Regions from separate parts of the Homo sapiens genome. Here region 1 is linked to region 2. The links are chromatin loops, found by intact Hi-C in ENCODE. Cell type or tissue: psoas muscle. All regions are shown on one strand.

Region 1 (2,500 bases), 570 kb before region 2:
ACATTCATTCTAACCAAGAGCCTTCTGTGGCTGAATTATATATTCCAGCTCAAGTTCTAAAGGATACTGATCCTTGGTCTAAGATGATAGTTCCTAAGCTTTACTGGGTTACAGTCTCCTTTGAGAATCTGATGAAATCTATAAGAATTCTTCCCAGAAAAAATAATGTACATGTACACAGCCCCCTTGCTACACACACACACACACACACACACACGCACACACAGATCTCTATCTACCTATAGATTGTGTGTGTGTGTGTGTGTGTGTGTGAGAGAGAGAGAGAGAGAGAGAGAGAGAGAGAGAGAGGCTTGCTTATATCATAGGGTTTATGGACTAGCCAGTGCATGGATACCAGTTAAGAAACTCTACTGGGTGCTGTGGCTCAAGCCTATAATCCCAGCTACTTGGGAGGCTTAGGTGGGAGGATCACTTGAGCCCAGGGGTTCAAGACCAGCCTGGGCAACATAGCAAGACCCCTTTCCTTAAAAGAAAATTTTTTAATTGGCTGGGTGTGGTGGTGCATGCCTGTAGTCCCGGCTACTTAGGAGGCTGAGGCAGGAGGATTGCTTGGGTCCAGGAGTTCAAGGCTGCAGTGAGCTATGATTGTGGCACTGCACTCCATGTACTCCAGCCTGGGCCACAGAGCAAGACCGTCTCTTAAAAAAAAAAGGAGAAGAAGAGAGGGAGGAGGATGAAGAAAGCAGAAGAAGATGAAGAGGAAGAAGGAGAAGGAAGAGGAAGTAGGAGGAGGAGAAGAAGAAAGAGGAAAGAAGAAGAAAGAAGGAAGAAGTAGGAGGAGGAGAAGAAGAAGGGAAGAAGAAGAAACAAGGAAGTAGAAGAGGAAGAGGAGGAGGAGAGGGAGTGGGAGGAGGAGGGGAGGAAAGGGAAGGAGAAGGAGGAGAATAAACTCTGGTCTTACTTGAGCAGACCTCTACTTGTATACCCAAAATTGCATACTCAACTCTAACTGCCAAATAATCTGTTTGCCAGATATTTATTTCCATTGCTGTTGCTGTTGCAGCTACTTCTGAAAGAGGAGTAACTGTTGGTATGGGTTTCTGGCTGCATTTTAGGTTTAGGGTCTAAAACCTCCTTGAGCAGTGCTTGGTTTAACCAGATTTGGTTCAGGGTCTTTTGAAGCTCTGGGTTCATTCTTCCACCTCCCACCCCTTGACCTTCATTTAACCCAAGCATTGAGCAATATAATGCTCAGGAAGTTAGTTGGCAGCTGCCAGCAGGACCTCCGCAGCTGTACCTTACCATGCTACTGGCGCTGTCCAATGTGCTGGATCCTTCCACCATGTCTTGGCCTGTGTGCTTCTTGAAGATTTCAGTTGATAATTTATTGGCATAGGTAGGCTGTAAATATTGCCTTGGTTCATATTTTATCACTGCTTGATTGCTGTCTAGGCTCTTTATTTACCACACATTAGTTTGTTCATGGTCCTATTGATGGAGAAGGCTAGCCCTTTGGCCACTGAGTCTATACCTTGCTAATACCCCATAGGGCCAGAGGTCTCCAGGAATAGGTGAAGGTGGAAGGAAGCAAGAATATGTTGAGGACAAGAGAGGCAGCCCCAAACTCAGGTGAACTGAGAAGTTGGAATGCCTCTAAGATTGATATTAAAGTAACTTTATTGTTCAAAAAAAGAGACAAATGAAAGTCATAGATTATTAATAAACCTACAGTAGTACCCACCCCACATCACTGTCTTTCCTCTTACTTTGCTTTAGTCTTTGTAATAGCACTTACCACCTTGCATAACAATGCATGTTTTTGTTGTTGTTTGACTTCCTTCATTATAATGTAAGCCCTATTAGACCATGGGCTTAATTCACTGTTCCATCTCCAGAACAGTGGCTGGCACATTGTAGGTGCTCAGTAATTATTTTAATTACTCTTTGAACAAATGGATGAACAATCGAATGAACTGAAGGTACTAAATGGGTATTTTCCAAAGTTTTTTTTTCAAAATTTGTGCATGTAAGAATCTCCTAGAAAGGGCCTTTACAAGATGGAGCTATCTGGGATATATCTTTAAAGACTCATCTTTAGTGTCTGGAGGATTAAATTCCAGAATTGGATATTTAAGCTCTTTGAGTGATGCTGAGGCAAGTGGTCCTAGGAAAGTTGAAAAGTTGACTTATGTGATTCATACCCCCACAAAGATGCATACCAGGAATACTTAGCAAAACAGTAGTCTCATTTTTTCTCCTTGACAATTCAGGGCATGTCAAAATAATAAGTCGAATATAATCAAAATAAAAAATGATCAAATAGATAACTCAGTAACTCATTCTCATTTAAAATAGCTTTCTTCTGTTTTTTTTCCCCACATCTTTTTACTATTCCCTTTTCATAGACTTTTCTAAACAGATGCACATCTCACAAAGGCTGAAAATTCCTCTTAACCAGCTATTTCTTTCAAACTGAGAAAAATTTGGTAGCAGTCATTGAGAATGCAAAAAGAAATGTTTGGAATATTGTCAGACTCCC
Region 2 (2,500 bases):
GGGCAAGGTTGCAGCTGGAACCCTGGCTCCCGATGTCTTGTCTGCATCCCTCATACCCATCCTGGGCATCCTGCAATTCCCACTGACTCTAGAAGCCCTCAGTCAGCTGCTGTGAGAAACTGACATTCTGTAAATTCTGTGTTTTGCCTTTGTTTTGTTTGTATTATGTTATAACATCAAGAGAAACCCAAGGGCTTTCCCCAGAATGGGGAAAAAGCGGGATGATTTTGATCACGTGGCTCTACCATTTACTCAGTGGGGAAGAGAAGGTGGCCCCTGACCAGGAACAAGGTGATAGATTTCTGTGCCCGTCTTCACTTTGTGTCTTGTTTCTTTTCTGCCTATCATCATTTAGTCAGGAGTTTTTTTTTTTTTCCTGTGTACTTAGAAAGTATATGAGAAAACAGAAACTCTTTCCATAAATCTTGTTAGGAGAGAGAAGAATCCTGTAGTTACTTAGGATGGAAAATCCTTCTAAGACAAAAGGGCCTTCAGAGCAGGCTGTGGGAGCACATTGAGCCCACAGAGAGAGGTTGACCCCCATGGGGGATTTTGTCTGGCCTTTCACTTCCTAATACCTTGTTGTCCACATCTGTGTAGTGGGTCTCCATCTGTCCTGCCTGCTTCTGAGAGATGACAGAGGGAGTCTCTGAAAAAGCCAGGCGTCAGATCCTGTAGGCGGGGTGCCATGGGCATGGCCTGGACAAGTGAAGCCTGACATGTGGGTGCTCTCCTCCGGACCCGGAGCCCCCCTGAGAGTGCAGAGCCCTGACCCTCACAGCAGCCTGTCAGCAGCGCCTCGAGCACCTGGCTATTCTGCGCTTGGCTGACATCTCGGGATTCCTCAGTCTCTTAGGAGAAGGAGAGGAAATGTGTGTTTTCAGTTTGGGAAGGAAGACACACCTCTAAATGTCAGACCTGAGGCTTCCGATAAGCCCATAGGATATTTTCATTTCGGAACTGAAAAGAGCCGACCCAAACACCTACCTACTGAGGCCCATGAAGCTCACACTCCCAGAGAGGTTCAGGGGTAAATCTTGCGCCGCGTCACCCTTTCCAGTGAAGAGACGGCTTTGAAGCTTGCGCCTCGCTCTGGGCTCATTGTTCTGCGTGTAAAGGGCCTTTGCTAACACCCACTGGCATTTTCTAGTACAAGGGAACACTGTGTCAACCTACATGAAAACGGAAATGCTAATGCACCTGGGATTTGAGACCACAGCGCCCCCTCCATGTTCAGTAATCCTGGAGGCAGCGACTGGAAAATACATTCCATGCAGCACAGATTCATTTAGAGCAATGTCTTTCAGACTCTGTCCCTTGGAACCCTGAGGTTCCACAGAACACATCAGGGACTGGGGCAGGGGGACAGATGGCCGCTGGAAATGGGTGCCCTCCAGGCCTGAGCAGGACCCCAGGCCTTCCTTTCCAACCTGACCAGAGAACTTTTGCTTCCATTTTTATGCTGTGGTTCTGCACACAGCTCCATTCAACAGAAGGTTCCCCTGCTTTAAAAAAGAGTTTGAAGACCCTTGGCCGAGGTAGAGGCTCTATTCAATCTATAATTCTATTTACAAGACAAAAATAAATAACCTATTTATAAATCCAGCTTAATTAGCCCTCGCATAAAGTAAAAGTAAACCTCAGCAGAATTCTACAGGATTCGGTCATCATAATTCTTTCTCCTCCTTCAGATGTAGTTGAGGGTCCTTGCGTCTGTCATTAAGCTCCTCACTCCCCATTCATAAGGCTGCCTTGTACTTTTTGAAGGATTTCCACAGACTCCTTGGCTGGGAGCGTGAGCAACCTCAAAAAACCTTCACCAGCCCGTATGAAGTGTCTGACTAAAACGCAGGAGGTCATTCTCTTTTCTGCCAGGGGCAGCTTCTCAAACACAGAAGGGTGGCTCAGGAGAGGGGGTGGGGCAGGGGCCAAGTCCAATGGCAAAGGCAATGGCTTTGGGCCAAAGGGTAAAAATGCTTGTTTTCAGGAAAATTAGAAAAATTTGCCTGAGGCAGGTCCCACTTACACACTGAGTTCTTATATGGGCCCTTTTATATTGCTGTTTACTTTGCTTTTTAAATTAAAAAATCAGTGCCTGCCAGTCAGGGGGCCTCTCCGGCCCTGAAAGGGTCTGCCGTTGCCCCCACCCCAGCTCCCCACCCCAGGCTCCTGGGTCAGAGACTGATGGGAATTGGGCGTCAAGAGGGAAATGTGTGGGTTAGAGGCGAATGTGGAGTCTGGGCTGTTTTTCTGTATGGTAATGGACAAGCCAGGGTGGCCATTCTGAGACAGGCACTTTCTCCTCTCCAGTCTCTGGGGTAGGCCTTTGAAAACAATTGCCAGCCAGAATGACTGAAAGAATTTTCCTGGGGATCCTGAGCAAAACCTCTGAGAGAAGGGGGAGGCTTTCCCTCGTCCTCCCTGATAGATCCCCAGGGCACTGCATTCCCCAGGCTGGCATTTCCCCACTCCTGCCTACAGGTTTGCTGCTGGGGGTGGT

The links. Peaks named below come from ENCODE experiments on the same cell type or tissue, not always from the same donor. Only the 100,000 strongest peaks of a DNase experiment are listed, where the experiment ranks them.
Region 1: it touches region 2 in a loop (5-fold over the local background); 24 of 110 quality-filtered maps call a loop at or near these places.

What each region holds. Positions count from the first base shown.
Region 1 is chr5:169,566,047-169,568,546 of GRCh38, reverse strand. All of the region lies in intron 2 of LOC105377714 (a long non-coding RNA gene), which reads left to right. Among named protein-coding and RNA genes, the nearest start is that of SPDL1, 16 kb to the left of the region's middle. In psoas muscle, no CTCF peak of the experiment used is centred here; no DNase peak of the experiment used is centred here.
Region 2 is chr5:168,991,549-168,994,048 of GRCh38, reverse strand. All of the region lies in intron 4 of SLIT3 (slit guidance ligand 3), which reads left to right. LOC124901130 (a long non-coding RNA gene) reads right to left here and starts at 1,073. Exons shown (of 2, transcript XR_007059042.1): 1 at 988-1,073. In psoas muscle, no CTCF peak of the experiment used is centred here; no DNase peak of the experiment used is centred here.